Linked DNA regions of Homo sapiens: region 2 is linked to region 1. A link is an interaction called in ENCODE POLR2A ChIA-PET data of the cell type or tissue named here. Cell type or tissue: PC-9. All regions are shown on one strand. Each heading gives the region's core, and the rest is flanking DNA. Links, peaks and the distances in the headings are about the cores only.

Region 1 (8,074 bases), core at 1,378-6,377:
TTATGGCCAAACACAGTGAGAGCCACAATGTTGCTTATAATCTTTATTTCTATTAACACTGTTCTTAAAAATTTTACCCCCAGAGAATAATTAAACAAAAAATGCAATTTATATAAATCTGTAATATTTTCATAATAAAAAATTGGGAACAATTTAAATAGCCATTAGTAAGAGAACGTTTACACTGCAGTAAAACCATGACAGATTATTTTATAGCTAATAAAAATGATATAAAACCCAACTATGTCTAAAAATTGGGGGAGGTTTTATAAAATAACTTGGTAAAAGAAGAATACAAAGTCACATGCATAATCTAATTCAGTCAAGAAAAAGCCACGTACAAATATGGAAAAAGATTAGGAGATAACAGGAAAAGAACAGTAGTTAGGGTCACAGAATTATGAACAGACTGCTAGGAAATTTCCTCCTATAACATTTTTAAATTGGTTTAATGAAAACTTTCAATGAGTCATTAATAAGGACTGGGTAGAAATTTCTGGACCAGTAAGGAAGCTAATCTGCTTGAATCACAGCCAAAGAAAATAAATTACTTTATGAAAAAGACTTATTCTACTCTACTTAGCTTCTAGTTCCAGTATCAAGAACCAAGAAAAATATATTGCCTAAAGAGGATAAGTAAAATATAACTCCTTCAAACAAACAAACCATAATAATAATTTATAACTTCTTCAGAATTGTTGATTCAACATTTTAAAAACATGAGATGTCATTAAGAGTAATTCACTTTGTAAACGCTAGTGTTCTTCTAACATTAGGAACATGTCGTAAGGATACAGAAATACTTTGCCAAAAGGACAATGTCTTTCCAGCTCTTCCCAATCAGACTGGAAGGTCCTGAAGAGTCATGTGTGATTTGACTTAATACCCACAACACTTAGCACAGTGCCTGGCATGAGTCACATGGTCAACAAGTATTTACTGATTGAATAGGACAGGCTTAGCTGCTCTCAGCAGGGAACTGTGGCCTGTAAGCACATCTCCTGCTGTTCAAAACCCTTTATTCTGGGGAAATCACCATTTCAAATAAAGCAAGGACTTATATGCTAGGATATGGAAATACATATAAATATATGGAACCAACCATTAGAATAATAGGCATTAAAATGGGATTCTACCTGTAATGCTGAACTCTTTGATGAGGATGTTCTTATCCTATTATCTATCCCATTTTTAAATAAAATTGTTTAATGAAAAAAATTTTCACTTTAACTTAGTAGGAAAACAATTCAAAATCAAAAAAAAGAGGTGAGAAATGAACTTTCCTCTAGACCAGGGGTGTTCAATCTTTTAGCTTCCCTGGGCCACACTGGAAGAAGAAGAATTGTCTTGGGCCACACATAAAATACACTAACACTAATGATAGCTGATGAGCTTAAAAAAAAAAAAAAAGGGTTCCTGCATAAATCTCATACTGTTTTAAGTTTATGAACTTGTGTTGGGCTGCATTCGAAGCTGTCCTGCTGTCTTGGGCTGCCTGTGGTCTGCGGTCCGTGGGTTGAACAAACTTGCTCAAGATGCTCTATAATAGCCACTGGAAACAATACACAGCTATCAAACCCAAGACTGGGTCATTAACACTACTCTCAAACTGTCCTTTTAGGGTGCTCATTCATAATGTGCCAAAAAGCAGCTGCAGAAATACAAACGCTTAATCAGGTAAAAACCCAACCCCCAGCTGTATTTTCCTTGGGTCAGATGGCAATGTTAAAATGGTTCAAGCTGTAAAAAATTAGTAAAGTTTTTAAAACTTTCATTATAATGGTTGGCATTTATGATACTGTTTGAACAAACACTTTATCACAAAAAAGGAAACGATTAGGTAAAACAGAATTTCACTGTGATCCTGAATAATCAAGAACAAACTGTAGATGAAAATAAATGTAGAATTCTACGATCAATGTTAGAGAAAACTATTCAATCAATGATCCAAAGATACAGCATGCACAGCACCAAAACTGTCACCACACTTTCCTAAAAGGCACTGTGTGTCATCATCCCACTAGATGTTGAGTTGTAGGGTATGCCTAGAGGCTCAGGATCAGGGGCCTCATCATAAACGGAGTTATGATAATGAGGATGATGATGGTGGTGGCAGTCTGCAGGAAGAGCACACAGGTTTACTGTGGCCACCAACTGGAAACCACAGAGCTATGAAGAACATACTCCCCACTGTACACACAGACACACTCTTCTAGAAAGGCAACGCTTATGGCACCCAAGAAAAAGTGTTATGAAATATGTGCTCTGGGAATGAAGGAGCCAGGAAGTCCATGGGTCTACAAACCTGTGAGTGTTGAGAATCTGTCAGGCCCCAGATCATCTTTGTCTTTTTCTTGTTTTTCTTTCTTTCTAAATGGTATAGGAGCTGGAAATTAAATAAAGTCAGTAGTGTGACATATAACATACTGCACTACTCGGAAGTTAACTGGTGTGCCAACATTTCTAAGTGAAAGGAGGCTGAAAAGTTTAAAAGCTAAGAAATTCCAAGTGTTGACTGATAATTGTCCTTAAAATAGTAATGAAGGTTTTTAAAGGAACTTTCAGAACCTGCTTCGGAGTCATCTGTCATAGGAAGAATAATTTAACAGGAATCCATTGGGACTAAAATCAAAACCACTGACTCTTAACCTCTGCTCAAAAACACATTCAAAACTCCTAGCTTCATTCTCTCCTCCTCATCAAGCGCTTGAGTATGGCGTGAAAGCAGCTCTCCCCAGAGTTCCTGAGTGCCACCGTGCTGAGAAGAGGCCTTTGGAATAAGTTTCTAGCTTTACTCCTGGATGCTCTCTTCTTTCAGGAAGAGATGCTTTTGCCAACTCAAATGATGCCAGGCTGTTCACCAAAAAAGTAAACAATTTTATACAGCTACCTTCCAAAATAAACACTCACTGATATTTACAGTATAAACATTCTCAATGAACATAGACATAAAAAGCTTCAACTTATTCCAGGAATGTAAAGGATGAGTTTTCAATGTTTAATTACCAATAACGTCCCATTTTCCTGCAATAATTAATAGCAATATATATGTCAGAAGTCCTCTATATGTTTAACTTCAATGGTATATGATATTTAAACAATAGTGACAGGCATGACTTCCATTTATGAAACCACTATCACTTCCTGCAAAGAACAAGAACATTTCTAAAGCTCTGCCTTAGCATTCATCTGAGTGGAACCACTTTCTACACCCTCAAAGTAGCTAGAAACTTAAGCCCAGCAAGTCTTACAGAGGAGTTGAGACATTGGCTCTCTGAAAGAGATTCTGGGGCTTTGCTTCTTATTGCTAATACAGCGTTCTAATATTTTATAAAATTACCTTTAGGCATGGCTGAAACAAAACGTTTTCTCCACCAAGGTCTGTTCCTGTCTGATTTCTCATCATCGCTATCTTTGCGTTCTTCAGTCTGTAGAAAAAGTTGGAGGCTTTATTTGGAGTTGGATAGCAGGATAAATTACTAAGAAAAGGATTTCTTTTTGTTTGTTTTTGTTTTGTTTTGAGATAGGATCTCATTCTGTTGCCCAGGCTGGAGTGCAGTAGCACAATCACAGCTCACTGCAGCCTCGACTTCCCTGGCTCAAGCGATCCTCCCCGTATCAGCCTCCCAAGTAGCTAGGACCACAGGTGTACACACCACCATGCCCAGCTAATTTTTTATTTTTATTTTGTAGGGACAGGGTCTTACTATGTTGCTCAGGCTAAAAAGGATTTAAGTAAGTTTGTGAAATAAGAAAGTCAGTCTTGTTTGCCTTAAGGCACAACTCTTATTGCCACGTAGGTGACTTTTGGAGCACGGTAGTTTACCTTTTCAGCACCACTGTCATCTGCTTGAGGGCAGGCACTATCTCATTACTGTTAATAAACTGAAGCCTTAATACAGAGCCTGGTATAGACTAGGCACTCAATAAATACTTATGAAAAAAGTAAATGCAGTACAAATAAACTCCAGAAGGGCAGTAGAGATGGTAGCAGTAGTATTAATAATAATAAAACCAAATGTGTACTATGTGCCAAATGCTGAGCATAGTAAGGATATGTATAATCTCATTTAATCTTTACAGTAACCTCAGAGATAGGTCCTATATTCGGCCTTTTTTATCGATAAAAAATATGAGACTAAAGAAAGGTTACCTCCCCCTCTTCCTCAAAGTTACACAGCCTATATGTGGCACAGCTGAGGACTCAAACCTAGACCTAAGCAACTTTAAAGTTCATGTTTTGATCACCAATTATATTAAGTTATCATTAACACATGACAAAGAAGCTGGATGCAGTGGCTCACGCCTGTAATCCCAGCACTTTGGAAGGCCGAGGTGGGTGGATCACCTGAAGTCAGGAGCTCAAGAACAGCCCGGCCAACAAGGTGAAACCTCATCTCTACTAAAAATACAAAAATTGGCCGGGCGTGGTGGTGCTCGCCTATAATCCCAGCAACTTGGGAGGCTGAGGCAGGAGAATCACTTGAACCCGGGAGGTGGAGGTTGCGGTGACCCGAGATCGCACCACTGCACTCCAGCCTGGGCGACAGAGTGAGACTCCATCTCAAAAACAAACAAACAAACAAAAAACAGGCCAAAGGACAGGGACTGTAATTCCTTTAATAGCCTATCATGTGACCATGGACAAATCACTTAATTTCCATTTTCATCTACATACCTGGGATAAAGAATTATCAGAACCCTAGCAGAGAGATGAGGGCATCTGTGCCAGGGAAGAGTTAACTTAACAGTGGGGATGAGAAATTGAATACATACAGGAGAACTGATGGAATAAATATGCCCATGAAGAATAGTGAAAGTAGATTTCTCACTGTTGGAGAAATGAGTTACAAATTTGGAAAGGAAGAAAGACGAAACAAACTCTGTTGTGTTTGGACTAGAATTGAATGTGTCAGTGTAAGTTCATGGTCTTATTTATGGAGAAAGGTAGATAAATGAAATATACAGGTAAATGTGTGTGTAACACACACACTCCCTAGCTCTATTCACTGAGTAGTCCTGGGAGCAGCAACACTCCTACAGCAAATAAACACTGTATCCAGATCTCAATTTCCAAAAAAGCATTTTTCATTAAAAGAAATAAGGGTACTTCGAGAAAGAGCTAACTAGGACAAAGTACAGTATCCGCCTATAACATCTTTTGCCAGAAAGTAAAGATATGCTCAAAGAATAGTAGCAGTGCATCAAAAGAACTCAGGAGCCAGCCTGAAGGGGCTCTCATTGGCCCAATTAGGGACAACTGGGCTTCAAAATAAGTAATAGTGACAAACCCTAACCAAGACAGAAAACTGGGCCAGGCACTGTGGGTGGCTCACGCCTGTAATCCCAACACTTGGGAGGCTGGGGTGGGAGGACTGTTTGAGCCCAAGAGTTCAAGATAAGCACCTGGGCAACACAGTGAGTCCCCATCTCTACAAAAACAAACAAACGAAAAAATTAGCCAGGCATGTGGTGCATGCCTATACTCCCAACTACTTGGGAGGCCAAAGCGGGAGGATTGCCTGAGCCTGGGAGGTTAAGGCTGCAATGAGCAGTGTTGGCACCACTGCACTCCAGCATGGGTGATAAAACAAGACCCTATCTAAAACAAACAAACAAACCACAACAACAACAAAAAATATATATACACACACACACACACACACACACACACAAATTTTTTTAAAAGACAGAAAACCATGAGACCACAGATATAATAAGTAGGTAAGTTAAAAATTTGATGGAGAACAGATAGTTACATATTTTTAAAGTACCCTCTCCCCCTAAATACTTATTAATTATAAAGGTAAAAGAGTAACTTTACAGTGGCAAAGCCTGGAAGACAACATTTCCTCAAATTATCCAAATGAACACTGTAGAAATGGGACAAATTAAAACTGTGCTACCTGACAAAGTGCAATGAAAAAAAGTGTCATTTCAGTGATATTCCTGCCAAAGATGAATAACCTCAGTCTAATCACAAGAAAACATCAAACAACCTAACCTGAGGAACATTCGAGAAAACAAATGGCCTGTAAATTTCAAGAGCGTCCAGGTCATATGAGTCAAGAAAAAACTGAGGAACTGTTCTAGACTGAAGGAGACTAAAAAGGCATGACAACTAAAAGCAGTCTGTGATTCTGAATAGAACCTTTTTACTATAAAAAATGTTACAGGGACAACTGGGACACATGAATGGGGTGTGATAAGTAACTGGTAGTAATGTATCAATGTTCATCTGCTGAAGCTGATGGCTGTACCATGAGGTGTAGGAGAATCTGCTTGTTTGTAGGAAACTTACACTGAAGTGTTTAGGGGTACTGGAGCATCAGGTTGGCAACTTGCTCACAAATGGGGAGGGAGTGTTCTTTTATTGTACTTCCAACTTGTTTGTAACTTTAAAATTGTTTAAAATAAAAAATACTCATGGGGCCAGGTGCGGTGGCTCATGCCTGTAATCCCAGCAACTCTGGGAGGCCAAGGCAGGCGGATCACAAGGTCAGGAGATCAAAACCATCCTGGCCAACATGGTGAAACCCCGTCTCTAATAAAATGCAAAAAATTAGCCGGGTGTGGTGGCGCATGCCTGTAGTCCCACCTACTCAGGAGGCTGAGGCAGAGGAATCGCTTGAACCTGGGAGGCGGAGGTAGCAGTAAGCCAAGATTGCACCACTGTACTCTAGCCTGGGCAACAGAGTGTGACTCCATCTCAAAAAACAAAAAACAACTCATCTAACATCTCAGAAAGATATTGTAAGGTTTAAATAAAATCAGATACAAAATTGCTTAGAGAAACTAAAAGTGTCATAAAAATGCAAGATAGTATCACTACAAAACCAAAGTTGTACAGGTTTCCTGCGGTTATGGTTGTGGGCCCATAGATTGACAAATCATCTTTAATCATGACTACTCTCTATCTGTAATCCTAGATTTATATATTCCATGTTAATTTCAGATATCAAGAGAACTAGGCAGGCAGAACATAATTCTTTTTCACGGCCTATGTCCCATACCTCTCCTCTTGAGGAGTCCTTACTCGGGGATGAAGATGATGAATGAGGTGCAGCCACCAAAGAAGTAGCACCAATGGCTGCAGCTGGAGGGAGTTCTCGCTCTTCATTTCCTGGACGCCGGTTCCAGCTGGGGTCACTCATGGGTCTCCGGACAGAAGATACTATATCAGAGCTCCTGCTTCGAACTAGTCTCTCAGGGTAAGAATGCCTTTGCTTGAATGCCTCCATTTCAGCTGGAGTTAAAACATGGGAACCAAAGTTTGGCAACCTGGCCTCATTTCCTCCCACAGCTCCTTCCAGGATTGGGGGATCTGGTGGTGGATGCGATGGCCTAGCATAGTGAACCTTTGGCCTTACCACAGCAGAAGCCCCTGCAACACAGGAAAAAAAGTTTTGTAACTGAGACACAACATATCTAACAAAGGCATTAACAAGGGGATTTGGTTTCCTCCTCCTGTCTGTGACATAAGTGAAAAAGTTCATTTCACTGGTTTACCTTCATGTGAAGACAGTGGATCAAACATGGCCAGCAGAGACTCTGACTGAGAAGGAGGAGAGGTCAGCTGGTGGGCACCTAAAACAGGAGGGAAACTGTGAGACCAAGCCAGGACGCAGGACAGACGGTCTCAACACAGTTTAAAGGGTTTTAAGTATTCTTTGACGGTTCCTTTTTTGATCCATTAGAACTTGAGAGGCATACCAGAAAAAAAAAATCAAATTATGATTACTTCCAATTCATTTTCTGTTTTTATGAGTATCTTCATACACAGATTTTCTTTACATTTAAGTGGTCTGGCATCTACATGCCTGTTACTTCTAATGGCCAAATGCTAGTATGGTTCATGCAAAGAGAACAAAGCCGGAAGACCTAAACCATCAATGTTTTGAGAATGTCACAGCTTCCCTGAGCCTCGCCTTCCCCTCACCTGAAAATATAGGGGGCAGGCCAGGTGTAGGGGCTCATGCCTTTAATCCCAGTGCTTTGGGAGGCCAAGGAGGGAGGACCGCTTGAGCCCAGGAGTTCAAGACCAGTCTGGGCAAGATGGTGAGACCTGGTCTCT
Region 2 (6,536 bases), core at 1-5,000, 950 kb after region 1:
CCTGCTCTCCGTGGGCCAGGGGCTGGGCAAGGGAGGAGCTGTGCTGGTGTAGGAGACCCTATTCCAGCAGGAGCTTTGTCCACACAGCCAGTGACTGCCTTTTCTGAAAACCCCTGAATGAAGTATCACTTAGGATTCTAGAAAAAGAGGTGGAAGCCCTTGCTTTGGTCCCAGCTCTGCTTGACCAGAGAGCCTAGTCACCTAACCTCTGGAACCTCATAACCCCTATTTCTAAAATGAAGCTACTTTTTTTGACTTGGGAAGGTCACAGGGTTATTGGGGTGCTGAAGCGTCGCGTTTTATGTGTGCACGCTCTGTACATCACTGTGTGCTTTTTATGTGGATATGTTGCTTTTGGCCATTTTTTGAGGCAGTGTGGCTGCATGAAAACTGGTTTTTGAAGTCAAATAGGGTTCAGATCTTTTTAAAAAATAATAATTAACTTATTTGTTTTTATTTTTTAGGGGCGGGGTCTTGCTCTGTCGCCAGGCTGAAATGCAGTGGTGTGATTATAGCTCATTGTACCCTCAAACTCCTGAGCTCAAGTGATCCTCCTACCTCTGCCTCCCAAGTAGTTGGGACTATGGGCACACCACTACTGATTTTTTTTTTTTTAATTTCTTTCTTTTTTTGGTAGAGACGGGGTCTCACTGTGTTTTTCGGGCTGGTCTGGAACTTCTGGTCTTAAGTGATCCTCCTGCCTTGGCTTCCCAGAGTGCTGGGATTATAGGCATGAGCCACTATGCTTAGCCTGGGTTCATATCTTAAGTCTAACATTCATTTAGCTGTTTGACTGTGAACATTGATTTCTTCTGTAATGCTTACTTCATGTGTGAGCATGAAGTGAGATACCAAACATAAAAGTCTTTTGTATGTAGCATGTAGTAGATGTTTGGTGCATAGTATTTTGATAGTTTTAGTGTCAATACATTTTTCTGTGTGTAGCTCTCTGTGTCAAGATTTCTCTGGCACTTTTTCCTGCTTTGATTAATATAAGATGCATTTTAGAAGATTTAAAATGTGCAGTGAATGGATTTTATATCTTAAAATTATGTTGCGGTGGAGTGCCAGGAATAAAACAGCTGGGAACCAAAAGCCCGTGAAAGTTGAATGAATGCATCTTGTTTCTTGGTTGCTGCAAAGGTGGTACTAAGCCAATAGATGGTGCCGTGATATCAGGAAATGAGAAAATACTTACTTCTAAAATTCATATTGTTACAGGAAATGTAATATAGTCAGCCCTTGCCAGTTCTTAATTTATTCTAATTAGATTGGATTTTGTTCTTGATTCTGTGTAAAAAAATATTAAACACCTTTTATAGACAAAATGGTGAGGTATTGAATTAATGTATGGGTGCTCTTCCTCCTTTTTTCCCTGCTCTGACATTTTACCACAAAGTCTCCTGATTTGAATTGTCCTCAGCCTACAACCAAGTAAAAGCCCTTGCCAGAGCACTTTTCAGAACAGTTAAAGGAAATGCTCAGTTTAAAGTTCTTTGCTTTAAACCCCACTGAGAGAGAGTGAGGTTAACCAGCTCATCTTTATCTGCTCTTGTTTCAGAATTGGACCAGAGTCGCCCCTGCTAAAGGAAAGTGCCTTTATATGCTTATGACCTAGTGCTTGATGCCTTTTACTTCCTCATTGGTCAGACTACGTGGAAAGTCATCTTAGCCATCAGAAGGCTTTTCACTGTGTAGTTCACAGAATGAGGGATTTGCTGTTAACCAGATCTGAGTTCATGTACCCATGCTGCCATTCCTGGCTGCATGACTTTGGGTAGCCTCCTTCCTTTCTGTGAACTTTAGCTTCTTCCATCCATACAATGAAAATAATACTGTCTAGTCCATCAATTAAAGTGGAATGCCCTGAAGTTTGGGAAGTTATTTTGAAATATGGACCTGAGTAAAGGGGACCTTTAAGAGACTTGCCAGCTCCCACTGCCCTGCGTTCCTGCGGCAGCAGGGCAGGGTGTATGCCTTGCACTCAGCTTCGGTTTCCCGGTGTGGCCTCGTGGTGCAGGGGACTGATTAAGATAGGTGCATTTTAGGGTCATTTTCGTCCTCCATTTTGTCCTCTAAACAGGGGTAGGTGACACCTATGTTTTAAGGAAAAAATGTTCTCTCTCCATATCTTGTGACATTTCATTAAAATGCATTAATGAAATAAAACCTCTCACATTTTAGGCCCTGATGCCGTGATTGTTAGTCTTTTCTGAAGAATAAGTGTTTATAACCTGTCAGGTCAATGAGATGTTGCAGTTGCAATTATAAGAAAAATCCCTTTTCCCTTCAAGTGGTGTTTTAAATTATTAGGGTAAAATGTAACTCCTCTTTGACTATATTACATTTAGAAAAGGAACTCCGTTTTTTGAGGAATTAGCTTTTGAGTGAAATTGTTGGATGCCTTACAAATATTTTTAGCAAATTAAATGGAATACTTTTTTAAATTCATTGGGAATAAAAGGTAGACTTTGACATTGAGGTACATTTGCTGATGAAAAGGAAGCATTCTTCTCCCTCATGAGGGGTTTAAATGTAATACTCAGTGCTTACTCAGGAGTGAAAACATCAAATTAAACTGTTTATGCTGACAAAGGACAAATCTGGATTTCAGCAAGCGATGCAAGATTGTCTGATTGCTTGGCTTGCCTCGCCGGGAAGCTTTTGGCCAGGACTTATAATGAAATGCATGCATACAATTAAACCATTTAAAGCCTGCGTCTGTTTTACCGAGCAGTGAGAGGTGCTCCACTGCTCTCTAGTGGCTGGATATGGTCCCCTGGTGCCCGCCTTATTTTATATTCATCAATCAGCTCTGCACACATTGGCATTGTTGGCCTCCAGAGCAAGCACCAGTACTAGGAGATGAGGCCTTGGAGGCAGGAATGGAGTGAAAAATGATCCCAGTCTGTGGGTCTGTGGAAAGCACCAAATTTTACCCAGGATGAGTGGCCAGTTGACTAACAATGAGCAAGTGTGAGTAAGCGCTCTGTCAGGGAGAGCTGACACTGATGGATTAGAAAGTCCTGTGTGTGACTCTGTTATCGCCGCATACATCTTACACCTTGGCAGGCCATGGTGGCAAACAGGTCCTTGGCTGCTTAAAATGGACCGCTCTTTAGCAGAAGGAGCAGCTTTTTTTCCTGAGACGATCTGGTTAAATTGATTTGGGGAAAAGCAGTAGAAATCCATTTCCTGCTGCCTCTCATAACTTCATGACTTTGAGAAAGAAATTCTGAAGACCTCTATTTCCATGAAAGCTGCCAACCCTGGGACTTGCTGAGAGTGATTGTATAAAATAGCTGCCTGGAGGACCAGGAGCTTGTCGGAGAGGAATTTCATCAGCCAGCTTTTCTTGAACTTTTAGTGTCCCCAGCATTTTGCTTTACACGTGCCATCTTGTGTAACCCTCAGAGCCACCCTTTGAGGAAGGCACCTCCTGTCCCCTGCCCTCTTGTGCGGGGAAGGAACCTAGTTCAGTAGGGCTGCTGTGCCCCTCGGTTTCCGGTTGCATCATTCACGCTGTGCTTGATGCAGTTGCTTGTGCCTCCTGGAGCAACTTTGGCAGCTTTGCAGAGCTCGGAGTGATATGCCCAGCTAGGGAGCGCCAGAGCCGGGCCACCTCTTGTGCCTCTTGGTGTTCCCAGAGCCTGCTGCTCCTGCGTGGGCACCTGGGAATGGGTTGTTTGAAGAAAGAGTGGGAAGTTGCCCTTCTGAAGGGTGCATGAGCTTGAGAACCCATGCTTCAGAATAGGACCTAGGTTTAAAGCTTGGCTCCGCTTCTCATTGACTCTTGCCATGGGCAAACTATTTGGAACCAGTTGAGTCTCAATTTCCTTGTCTGTAAAAGGGCCAAATACTCCCAGTACTTGAGTTCAGGGTCCAGGACCTAAGACCGTCAATGAATGTTTTCCCCTTCCCCAGTTTGAGAGTTAGTGAGCACCTTATTAGAAAAAGCAAATTTCTACCTTTCAGGTCCTTCCTAGCTTTTGACTTAGAAGCAGCAGGTTTTAGGAAATTATTTCAGTCTTTTACTGTTTCTTTAGCATATCTAATAACATAGATTATAGAATTGCTAAGTTTGTTGAGTATTTTAGTGAACTCTGACATAGAAAAATAACACATTTAAATGTACAGAACAAGTAAAAGCAATATCTAGATTGTAAAATTTCAGATTTCATCCTGAATTGGATTGTTCGCTCAGAAAAAGTTAGTTTCAAAGTGAGTTACTAATCCTGGTAAGCTAAGATCGAAACACCTTCAGAGGTTTTAGAAAATGGAGACTAATTTTAGGTTTTTTTTTTTTTTTGAATGAGACTATTTTAAAATAAATGCTGTTATAACAGATACTTGAGTGGCATTGCTAAACAGTGAATGGCATATGTTTAATCATTTAAAACATTTAACTAAATTCCAGTCTCATTTGAATTTCCAAGCAAAACAACACAAATTAACTATATCCAGATGTGTGTGGTAATCGAGCTGAAATCTAAAGAAGAAGCAAGTTTGAAAGCATGCTTTTTTGGGGTGGGGAGCTAAGAAAAGATAGCTCCATCTCCCAGGCTTACTTGCTAATCTTGATTTCAAGCATTTGGCTTTGCTATTTAAGAGGCAAACGTGGTGGAATGGAAAGAACATCGCACACTTTAAATTCAGAAAGATCTGGCTTCAGAATCCCAGATTTGCTTATCACTGGCTGTGTGATCTGGGCACGTTCCTTATCTTTGAGCTTTATTCTCCTTTTGTAAAATGGGACTACTACTACTTGCCATGCCTGAAGAGCAAACAAAACTGATGTGACTGTGCTGTGAAAGTTCTTAAGTACCGTGTGCATCTGTTGTAGTTTGTTCAGTGCTGTGTTTGCCAAGAGTACACTTCTGGATAAGTGGGGTCTAGCCCCATGCTGAAACGCTCAGAGGACTTCATTATTAAGATGATTGTACCTCTAAGACGGTCCTAAGGAAGCCCTCCTAAGGACGTTAGGCAGGAGAGACATGGTGTATTTGTTTGTGATGATTGATTGCTGTTGTTCTTTGGGTCTGTTGACTCATGCATGGATTGACCTTTAGGCCCTTGTATACAAATGTAAGGAATAAGCTGCCTGCTGCTGCTGTTACACGGAGACTGTGACAGCTAGCAAAGTCTTGGTCTTTTGCTTGTTTTTTCCATCCCCTCACAATGTTGGATTTTCTTCAATTTTTTATACCTTAAAAAATTGCTATTAATGCCTGCACTTTGAAGAAAAATTTAAAAATACAAGTAAAAAGAAAATAGCACCACCCAGAAATAAGCTTAATATTTTGATTTATATGCTTCCAGGTTTGTATAATATATAGTGCATAAGCATGTCTGTTAATTTTGCTTTAGAACATGTTTTTCCCCCACTAAATACTATAGCATGGATCTCTTCCCATTGCCAAAAAAATGTACTTCTACTTTGTCATGTTTAATGTCTGTGTGTATAGTATTTTATTGTTTATTTTCCCTGGCTCCTGATTGTTGAACCTTTACATTTACTTCCAGGTATTTTTTTTTTCCCCTTTAATCTAAACAATGATCTTTTAAGATACGTGACTTGGGTACTTGTCCATGTGTTTCTTTAGAATAAGTCCCTAAGAGATTTGCTGGTTTGGTGGGTATGTATAGCTGTATGATTTCCAATCGATGTTTCTACATTGCCCATTAGAAGAGTTCTATCCATTTCTGCTTCTCCAAGTGTGTCAAAGTACCCATTTGATCACACCTTTGTCAGCACTATTATTCTTTTTAATCTTTGCTAATTAAAAAGGCAAAAGGTAGTTATTTTACTTCAATTCATATTTCTTTGATTGCTAGTGAACTTGATCAGTGTTGCTTAATGTATATAGGCCTCTACCTTTTCTCTTTCGTAAACTACTGTCTTCTCTCTTGGAGTCTTGATGTAGTTATCTGTGAGCTCTTTTTAGTTATTAATGTTCTGCATGTTGCATGTATTTTTCGGAGTTTCAGGGCTTTTATTTTACATTCTTAAAGGAGCTAGTAATTTTGTTTATAAGCTAGTGGGCCTGCTATTATAAGATGTTTCATTGTAACAGACTGGCTGGAGGTGTGGTCCTTGTGGAACTGGTGCTTGGGACTCCTTCTCCTGGGGCGCAGCAGATGTGGGTGACAAGAGGGTCTGTGGGTGAGTCCGGCCCTGACAGAGCTGGGAAGCAGGCCAGGTGCTCTTTCCAGGACTCCACAGGGCATTGGTTGCAGGAGGAGCTTTGAATGAGGACCTAGCTGGAGCAGCTGTGGAGTGTCTGCAGTGGATGGGGGAGTGCCCTGCAGGTGAAAGGGAAAGAGACATTTGTCCTCCCTGCCTCCCTGTCTCTCCACAGCCCGGCTTCTTGGTGGGTTGGGGTGGCGGGTGTTGAACAGGGTGTGTAGGTGGGCTTGGGGGAGGGCAGTGGATGCAGGAGGTCAGTCTGAGGGGACTAGGTAGCCATCATAGTGTCCTCACTTACATTCACCTAAGTGCTGGTCACTGAATTGCACCTTGTTTTTCTGTTTTAAAG

The links. ChIA-PET counts read pairs that join two places held together with the same protein. Peaks named below come from ENCODE experiments on the same cell type or tissue, not always from the same donor. Only the 100,000 strongest peaks of a DNase experiment are listed, where the experiment ranks them.
Region 2: POLR2A ChIA-PET joins it to region 1 with 10 read pairs; 2 of 35 experiments call an interaction of 5 or more read pairs at or near these places.

What each region holds. Positions count from the first base shown.
Region 1 is chr9:125,336,531-125,344,604 of GRCh38, reverse strand. GAPVD1 (GTPase activating protein and VPS9 domains 1) reads right to left here. Exons shown (of 28, transcript NM_001282680.3): 16 at 7,510-7,587; 17 at 7,014-7,384; 18 at 3,341-3,428; 19 at 2,306-2,386. Among named protein-coding and RNA genes, the nearest start is that of GAPVD1, 79 kb to the right of the region's middle. In PC-9, for the core only: no CTCF peak of the experiment used is centred there; no DNase peak of the experiment used is centred there.
Region 2 is chr9:124,389,419-124,395,954 of GRCh38, reverse strand. The region is part of intron 5 of PSMB7 (proteasome 20S subunit beta 7); the gene reads left to right. Among named protein-coding and RNA genes, the nearest start is that of PSMB7, 23 kb to the left of the region's middle. In PC-9, for the core only: CTCF peaks have their summits at 1,085, 2,554 and 2,760 (motif pointing left); DNase peaks (open chromatin) are centred at 2,934 and 3,434; H3K4me3 peaks cover 2,495 bases; H3K27ac peaks cover 4,422 bases.